Linked DNA regions of Homo sapiens: region 1 is linked to region 2. A link is a contact called in ENCODE Hi-C or POLR2A ChIA-PET data. All regions are on one chromosome and are shown on one strand. Each heading gives the region's core, a stretch centred on a gene start or an enhancer-like site at or near the end of the contact. The rest is flanking DNA. Distances are from core to core; before and after follow the strand shown. Region 1 holds the start of LINC02832 (long intergenic non-protein coding RNA 2832). Region 2 has its middle 40 kb from the start of LINC02832.

The links. Hi-C counts contacts between places; a loop is a spot of excess contacts on that map. ChIA-PET counts read pairs that join two places held with the same protein, here RNA polymerase II (POLR2A).
Region 1: a map of gastrocnemius medialis shows a loop between it and region 2 (2.4-fold over the local background). The contact joins the promoter of LINC02832 here to the enhancer-like site in region 2. A Hi-C loop is called at or near these places in 2 of 168 maps with a recorded cell type or tissue (gastrocnemius medialis and mammary epithelial cell). POLR2A ChIA-PET finds 5 or more read pairs at or near these places in 5 of 52 experiments (CD8-positive, alpha-beta memory T cell, HEK293, MCF 10A and 2 more).

Annotation. Positions count from the first base shown.
Region 1 is chr2:219,728,130-219,732,666 of GRCh38, reverse strand. It overlaps LINC02832 (long intergenic non-protein coding RNA 2832), which reads right to left and starts at 2,674. Exons shown (of 2, transcript NR_185880.1): 1 at 2,486-2,674.
Region 2 is chr2:219,687,227-219,691,823 of GRCh38, reverse strand. No RefSeq gene overlaps it. Among named protein-coding and RNA genes, the nearest start is that of LINC02832, 40 kb to the left of the region's middle. RefSeq lists enhancers at 2,966-3,529, 2,650-3,849, 3,530-4,093. Within about 2 kb of position 1,988, at least 11 of the 41 ENCODE cell types and tissues checked have a DNase peak (open chromatin) inside an H3K27ac peak, as active enhancers do; they include mammary epithelial cell, where a contact is called at or near this core.

The DNA of each region.
Region 1 (4,537 bases), core at 1,425-3,924, 40 kb before region 2:
TATAAAACAAAAAAAAGTTCTAAAAGCTGTCATAAAAAGAGGAGACCACATACAAAAGAACGAGAATCAGATTGGCATCAACGATATTGGATGCAAAAAAAAAATGGAGTAACGTTTTGACAGAATTGAAGGAAATAGAATTTAGAACCTATTATTTTATAGTCAACCAAACTGTCATTCAAATATTAAGGTCAAATAAAAATATTCTCAGGCATAGAAGATTTGCTGCAGAAAGATGTGCATTGTAAACTGTTTTGGCTAAAGTACTATGTATGAGAGAGAAAAATCCAGGAGACTGCAAGAGATTTGTGGAACAACGGTGATCAAACACCTTGATAAACTCTTATTGCTTAAAAAGCAAAAAGCAAGCTAAGACCAATGAAAAGGAGAAAATATATCTGTAACAACGCAGAATTAGAAGCCTAGGTTATATCAACATAACAGGGCAGGGGAGGGAGCCAGGAATCTTAGATTTTTACTTCATTAAGAAGAATTAGGGAGATAAAAATATATTATTAAAAATAAAAGTAAGAAAAATAGAAGAAAGCATTGAAAAAGTAGCACAGCTGAAATAACAAGTCAGAATGATAAAAATTGGTCCATGTATGTAATTTATTATAATAAAGGTAGATGGATTGAGCTCACCACTTAAAACATAAGGTGTGACAGATTAGATTCATTTGTAAAATTTTGACACATGCTATTTACAAAAAAACGTACCTCAAACATACAGATATGCAAAGACTGAAAGCAAAAGAATGGAAAAAGACATAGTACATAAATATTAATCAGAAGAAAGCTGACCTAGCTATATTCATTCCACAAAACATAGCCTTTAAGTAAAGAGCATTATTAAGAAAAGAATGCCCTTGGACACAGCAATTTGCTCCCAGGTATAAGCACAGAGAAAATCATACACATGTGTAGCAATTGAGGCAGATAGAATCTAAAATGATCACCAACTATCCCTTCCTTCTGGTATTTATACGTGCAATCTCCTTCCTTTGACTGTGGGCAAGACTGGTGAATTGCTTCTAACCAAGAGAATATGGTCATGTTGATGGATGATATGTCTTGTGATTATTTTACCTAAGAATATAATGTTTGTCATGCCTGCAGACCCTCTCCCTTGCCGGTTTTAATGAAGCAGGTGATCACTCTGGGGAGGCCCACATGACAAGAAACTGAGGGTGCCCTCTGCCGACAGCCAGCAAGAAAATGAAGCCCTGGCCTGGCAAACTGCAAGAACCCGAATCCTGCCAACAACCACATGCACTTGAAAGTGAATCTTCCCCAGTCAAGCCTTGAGATTAGAGCACAGCCCTGGCCAACACTTTGACTGCAGACTTGTGAGGACTTGAAGCAGAGGACCAAGCTAAGCCCTGCCCAGACTCCTGACTCACAGAAACTGTGAGGTAACAAATGTATGTTATCTAAGTAACTAAGTGTTGGGTTATATTGGCCAAGTGCAGTGGCTCACACCTGTAATTCCAACACTTTGGGAGGCCGAAGTGGGTGGATCACTTGAGGTCAGGAGTTCAAGACCAGCCTGGCCAACATGGTGAAATCCTGTCTCTACTTAAAAAAAAAAAAGGGTTATATTCTTATGCAGACATAGATAACTAATACAAGAGACATATATAAGACTGTCAGTAGTAAAACAAAACAATAACAAAATCCTGGAAACAACCAAATGCCCATCAAGAAGAGAGAGGAATGAATAAACTATGTCACAATATGGATAAATCTTAACATCATGATTCTAAGTGAAAAAAATGTTAATTACTAAAAGATTACCTCAGCATGATACCCTTGTAAAAAACTAAAAACAAAATCAAATTCATATATTATTTAGAAAGACAAACATAAATAAATTTCTTGTGAAATTAAACATGACGTTCTTATAAAGTTATACATAAACTTACCACATGACCAAACAATACCACTCCTAGATATTTACTCAAAAGAAATGAAAACATGGCCGGGCGCGGTGGCTCATGCCTGTAATCTCAGCACTTTGGGAGGCCAAGGCGGGCAGATCACGAGGTCAGGAGATCAAGACCATCCTGGCTAACACGGTGAAACCCCGTCTCTACTAAAAAATACAAAAAATTAGCCAGGCATGGCAGTGGGCACCTGTAGTCCCAGCTACTCGGGAGGCTGAGGCAGGAGAATGGTGTGAACCTGGGAGGCAGAGCTTGCAGTGAGCTGACATCACACCACTGCACTCCAGCCTGGGTGACAGAGCAAGATTCTGTCTCAAAAAAAAAAAAAAAGAAAGAAATGAAAGCATAGAGCCACACAAAAACCTGTATATGAATGTTTAAAGCAGCTTTATTTATAATTGCCAAGAACTGGAAAAAATCCCCATGTCCTTTAACTGGTGAAGAGCAAAACATACTGCAGTATACAACAGAACCCTGCTCGGCAACACAAAACAACAAATGACAACAAACATACAACAACAACAAAGCAACAAACATACCACCACATGGATGAACCTCAAATGCGTTATGCTGAGTGAGTAAATCCAGACTCAAAAGACTACACATTGTGTGATTCCTTGTATATGACTTCCTGGAAAAGGCAGAACCATGGAGACAAGAAACTGAGCCACTAGGTTGCCAGGGGTTGGAGGTAGAAGAGAGGAATTGACAACAAAGAAGCAGAAGAGAACACTTTAGAGTGACGGACCTGTTCTATACCTTGATTTCGGTGGTAGTCATACAGCTGAATTTACATGTCAAAACTCATAAAAGTATACTCTAAGAAGAGTGGGTTTTACTGTATGTAAATTATACCTCACTTAAATAGATAATATATACACACATCAGGTAAGTGCTCCTTTTGACAATGCCCCAAACCACATCCTCCACCCTGCCATACCCTAGTGCCCCTCCCTGCTCCCTATGCAAAGAACAAAATGAGAAGTTGTGTCATTGGAAATGTTATGGTTAACATAACTACAGAAAACAACCTGGAATGGGAACCAGAGGAGAAAAAGGAGAGTTTCAACAATTAAAATGATGTCTAGAAAACAGTCAGGAAAATGGAGAGCATGTTCATTCCTCCGTTTGCTTTGGGATGCATGTCTATGACTTTACAATAGTGAATCTTATTTAGCTTAAAGTGGAAGTCACTGAGTCATTGTCCAACCACCTGCAACACAGGGAGACTCGTCCCAAAGTCAGTAGCCCTATTTCTTCCGGATTCACTTTGCCTTGGAACACCCTGATAAACGGCCCATTAGCAGCCCACGAAGAGATTAAGAAACAATTCTGTTTAAGAGAATGCAGTTTCGCAAAATGATCCTTGAATCAGAATGTTCTGCTTCTGCTATCTTTTATGAGCAAAAGGAGCAGAGGTTTTGAGGTCACAGTCAGCCTGACCATATTTTGTTCTTATCTCCCTATTTTCTACTCCATAATGAAATTTAAATAGCTCGCTATCGCTAAGTAAATAATTGGTGCCGTAACAGCCTTCTGGAAGCTTTTAATTGTGTCAAAGCAGCTCTTCAATTCTAAACATTCCTTACAACCGAACGATAGTTAGAGCTTTGGGTGTCTTCTTGGCAGATGGAGATAAGAACACAAAATGGGATAAGAAGGCAGGAACTTCCCATTAATCATGGCAGTGTTCCTTTATTCCAAGATCATAAAATGCTTGAAATCACAGCTTTGTCTTGGTGAGGGAGGGAAAGGGGCCTGACTGAGACGCAGAAAGTCTAGGTTTTAGTCTCTGCTGGGCCCCTGCCCAGCTTCCTGATGTGGAACGAGGTGCTTAATTACCTCTTTGGACCTCATTTTCCTCCTGTGTACCCCAGATTCCGTAGCCAGGGTGTCCCCTCCACATTGCCCCAGGTCAAGGTGCTCTATCAAGCAATAGTCTTACCCCCAGTTCCAGATGTGGAGCTTCTCCCCTTCACTTTGCTGTCTGTCCAGGGATCTGCTTTGATCTTACCAATGTCCTAGGGTCCTTGTGGAGAAGTGTCCCCACAGGGTGGCCAAATTGTGGCATGCAAGAGAGACTCCAGGCACTGGCCAGATGCTGCTAACCCAAGATAAAGGGTTACCCCAGACAACGCTTTCCACAATCAGAAATTACTGGGAAATCCATCTGAAATCAATCAAATAAATTTCTTTGCCGCACGACTTCCCAGAGTCTTTATTTTCTCATGTACTTTGAGACTTTCCTAGAGGGAGGGACAGAAGTATTTGACCAAGGAATCCACTTTTTTTCCAAAGATCTATGCTCAGGTCTGGCATGCCTTAAAAATGCTGGTCCAGATTTATGACGCTGTCTGTTGATTTTTCATTCATTATCTTCAAATCAGGAGGGACTCAACCTTGGCTGCAGAATAGCATCACCCGGGCCCACTCCCTGGGCCTCATCCCCAGGGAGTACAGTCACATTTGTCTGAGAGGTGAGTACTGCTTTCAGCTCTCCTACAAATTCTGACGTGCAGCCAGCATGGAGAGCCGCTAGCTCAGGGAGCAGGGGAAGGGGATTCCTGCTCCTAAGCGTATTCTAGAGTATA
Region 2 (4,597 bases), core at 739-3,238:
AAGGAGAATGAGCTATTAGTCTGTATTAAGGAGCGAACACCATGGTAATGGCGAACTAGTGTGTAATACAAATGCGGGCGGCCCGACCTTGACTGCCGTTCAGTGCTGGGCCCTCCATCTCAAAAGGAAATAGACGAGGCAACAGGAGGGCCACAGGGTGATTAGTGTATCAGTGAGGGCTCAGAACCTCTAAATGAGGAAAGGTTTAATTATACAGGCAGCTAATTAGGAAGAAAAGAGGAGAAAACGGACAGAGGTGTGTACATGAAAAGATGAGGATTCAGGGGTGACTGAGTGAGGCCCCAAAGGTTCTAAATGAGACTTTTACAAAACACATCCATAAGGTTGTTTTTGAAAGAAAATTTTCAGTAGATCAACAAATTCTTTGGAGGAAATAAAGGGCTGGGCTCCACAGAGCAGTTCTAAACATCTAAATAAATATGCGCCTGTTTGGAATTGACCAGAAATTTTAACCGGTTATGAACTATGTTTTATCCAGGAAACTGGATAGAATAGAGTCGTGAATTCAGCTGTTTGTGACTGTTAGAAAAGACTGCCATAGCTAGAAAGGAATAACGGGATACTCAGACGAGGGTCAGCAAACGATGGCCCTCGGGCCACTTCCAGCCTGTTGTCTGTTTTTATACTGTCAGCAAGTTAAGAATGATTTTCCATTTCAAAGCGGTTGAAAAAACTCAAAAGGAGAGTACTATTTCAAGACACATGAAAATTATATTCATGTTCATGAAATTTTATTGGAACACAGTCACATCCTTTCGCTTTTGCACCAAGACAACAGAACTGAGGAGCTGCGACAGAGACTGTATTGAGCCACAAGTCTAAAATATTTACTTTCTAAACAGGGCATGGTGACTCACGCCTCTAATCCCAGCACTTTGGGAGGCCCTGGTGGGCGGATCACCTGAGGTCAGGAGTTCGAGACCAGCCTGGCCAACATGGAGAAATCCCATCTCTACTAAAAATCAAAAATTGGCCAGGAGTGCTGGCGCACGCCTGTAGTCCCAACTACTTGGGAGGTTGAGGCAGCAGAATTGCTTGGGAGGTGGAGGTTGCAGTGAGCCAAGATTGCACCACTGCACTCCAGCCTGGGCAACAAAGCCAGACTCTGTCTCTAAATAAATTGATTAATTAATTTAATCAAATATTTACTTTCTGGTCCTTTTCAGAGAAAAATCTGCCCACCTCCACTCTAAGGTGTTGTGTGTTAAATATTTCCATTGTGGCCAGAGACCCACACAATCAGCAAGTGCTACCATTCCCATGCCTGGTATCAGGGGACCACGTAAGTAAGCCTCTTGCTAGGGTCCCCCGCCTGGGCCCCAGGCTCAAAGGAATGCAGGTAAAGTGACCGGAGGAAGCTCCTGCACTAGCAAAGAGGGCCACATACCACAGCAGATCCCAGTCGGGGCCGCCCAGCGGCCTGCTGGCCTCCTAGAGAGGCTCCCTAGCAACATGGAGTCAGCGTGCTCGGAACCCTTGACTTCACAGAAGCATTAGGTGAGCGCTCAAGGGCTTTTTGTGCACCAGAGGCAGTAAAATGCCATGTTTGCCAACATGTGAAATGCGCGGGGATATCAGATACATCTCAATTTTTCAGAAAGTTTTTTGGAAAAATAAAGACTAAGCTGTAAGGGAAATATTTTATTCCTATAAATATAGTACACAGGATTGTGACTCCATTAAAAAATAGTACGGTTTTGATACACAGTCTAGTATCCCTAAAAACAAGAATAAAATCACAGAGCTAAAAAGAAATATCTTGGTATTTAGGAATATGAGTTGCAGTGAAAAAATACTTAAATTCATAACATAGGGGAGTTACTCAAATTCCATATTCATCTGTGTGGTCTCTGGTTTTTGTTTTGTTTTTTGATAAGGGGATGAAAAGCGCTCACATTTGCAAAATGTATGTTGCCATCTTCTGCCACTAGGGGGTAGCATGCCCCATTATTTTACCTCTTTCTCAGCCTTCCAGCTGTGCCTGATACCAAAGCGTAAGACTGACAAGAAAACTTGTGTATATAATAAACGATTAGATATCGTACAATGCCATATATTTGATATATGTTATGTGTATAGTATTATGTAATACGTAATATATCTTATGTTGTAACATATACATTATTCATATATAAAGTATAAAATTTTATTTTGCATATATAATCCATCATTTGGGAAAAGCGGGGAATGTATCCTATATACCAGTAAACACAGCAAGCCTCACTAGTGCACAAAAAATCTAGTCGGAGTTCACCTGCTTCTATTAAAAGATTGAGGGCAGCTCTGCTTGATGTTAAAGGAGGGATTAGGGCTATTAGGATCTTCCCAGTGGAAAGCTCCAGAAAGTTTGGACCACCTAGAAGGCTGCGTGGTCACCGACCGGCTTGTGGAAGGAGAGGGAGGACGGGAGTCATGGGATGTACAGACTCAGTAGCCAAGGAATCTGAGAGATGCCCAATCTAACTCAGAAGCCAAGAGGCCGGAGCACCGCAAGGGCACAGGGAGCCCTGGAGCCTGAGGGAGAGTCCAGAGCTGCAGGCAAAGCCGTGTCAAGAGTCCAGGCTTAGAAACAGCCGCAAACCAACGCTCCAAATAGCTCAATGCGTCACATAGTCGGAATCTCAAAAATGTGACTTTAAGTTCATTTCCAAAATAAGACAAGGAGTGGCAGAAGGGAGATTCAAATTCCAACCTGTTCAGACATTCTAAAACATAAAACCCTGAATGTTTGGGGGCAATTAATCCAGAAAACATCTCAGTCAGCTTCTAACATCTGCCGCTGGAGCGAGGATGGAAAGCACTGGAAATGAAGGGCTTTCCTGGATCTGGGAATCTGGGTGCGCAGGCCAGTTCCCAACGCGCATGTGAACATCGCTTTTCTGCAGTCAGGACTAAAGCTGCCTTCCACATGGTCCACGTACATGAGGTCCGCACACATGAAATGTCTTTGTGCTGCTTCTCAGCATACATCATACTTTTCCCATGAATCATTTAAGACCAAAAAAAAAAAATACCTATGAGATAGGTATTAATATCATACCCACTGTACAGATTAAGAAACAGACACAGAGAGCTTAAGCAACTTGCCCAAGGTCACAACAGTGAGTGACGGTGCCGGGAGTTAACACAGAAAACTCTTTGTATTAGTCTGTTTTCATACTGCTATAAAGAACTTCCCGAGAATGAGTAATTTATAAAGGAAGGAGGTTTAATTGACTCACCGTGCAGCATGGCTGGGGAGGCCTCTGGAAATTTACAATCACGGCAGAAGGTGAGGGGGAAGCAAGGCACCTTCTTCACAAGGTGGGAGGAAGAAGGGCCGAATGAAGGGGGAAGAGCCCCTTATGAAACCATCAGATCTCGTGAGAACTCACTCCCTGTCACGAGAACAGCATGGGGGAAACCACTCCGTGGTTTAATTACCTCCACCTGGTCTCTCTCTTGACCTGTGAGGATGACGGGGTTTGCAATTCAAGATGAGATTTAGGTGGGGACACAAAGCCTAACCATATCACTCTTCTTGCTTCAGAATTGCCTGTTCTTTCTGCTACATTTGCTGCCTCCAAAAAAAGTATTTCTCTGAGCCAAGAAGTGTATAAAAAGGCAAGCTTCAATGAGCACAATAGATTTGTACACATCAGAGGCATTCGAACCAGAGTGACTCCATTTTGAACAGTGGCTGGGTGAAATGAGGCTGAGACCTGCTGGGCTGCATTCCCAAGAGGTTAGGTAATCTTAGTCACAGGATGAGATAGGAGGTTACGCCGGGCGCGGTGGCTCACACCTGTAACCCCAGCACTTTGGAAAGCCGAGGTGGGCGGATCACGAGGTCAGAAGATCGAGACCATCCTGGCTAACACGGTGAAACCTCGTCTCTACTAAAAGTACAAAAAATTAGCTGGGCATGGTGGCGGGCGCCTGTAGTCCCAGCTACTCGGGAGGCTGAGGCAAGAGAATGGCATGAACCCAGGAGGCGGAGCTTGCAGTGAGCCGAGATTGCGCCACTGCACTCCAGTAGTCTGGACAACAGTGCAAGACTCCGTCTCAAAAAAAAAAAAAAAAAAAGACAGGAGGTTGGCAGGACCATTATCACAAGATACAGGTCACAAAAACCCTACTGATAAAACAGGATGCAGTAAAGAAGCTGGACAAAACCTGCCAAAATCAAGATGGTGACAAAAGTGGCCTCTGGTCATCATCACTGCTCATTGTACACTACTTATACATAAGCATGCTAAAAGACACTCCCACCAGCACCATGACAGCTTATAAATGCCATGGCAAACTCTGGAAGTTACCCTATATGGTCTAAAAGGAAAGGAATCCTTAGTTCTAGGAAATCCTCCCACCCCCCGCCTTTCCCAGAAAACTCATGAATAATCCACCCCTTGTTTAGCATATGATCAAGAAGTAACCATAAAAATAGCCAGCCAGCAGCCCTCGGGTCTGCTTTGTCTATGGAGTAGCCATTCTTTTATTCTTTTACTTTCTTACAAACTTGCTTTCACTTTACTCTGTGGATTCGCCTGAAATTCTTTGTTGTGTGAGATCCAAGATCCTTCTCTTGGGGTCTGGA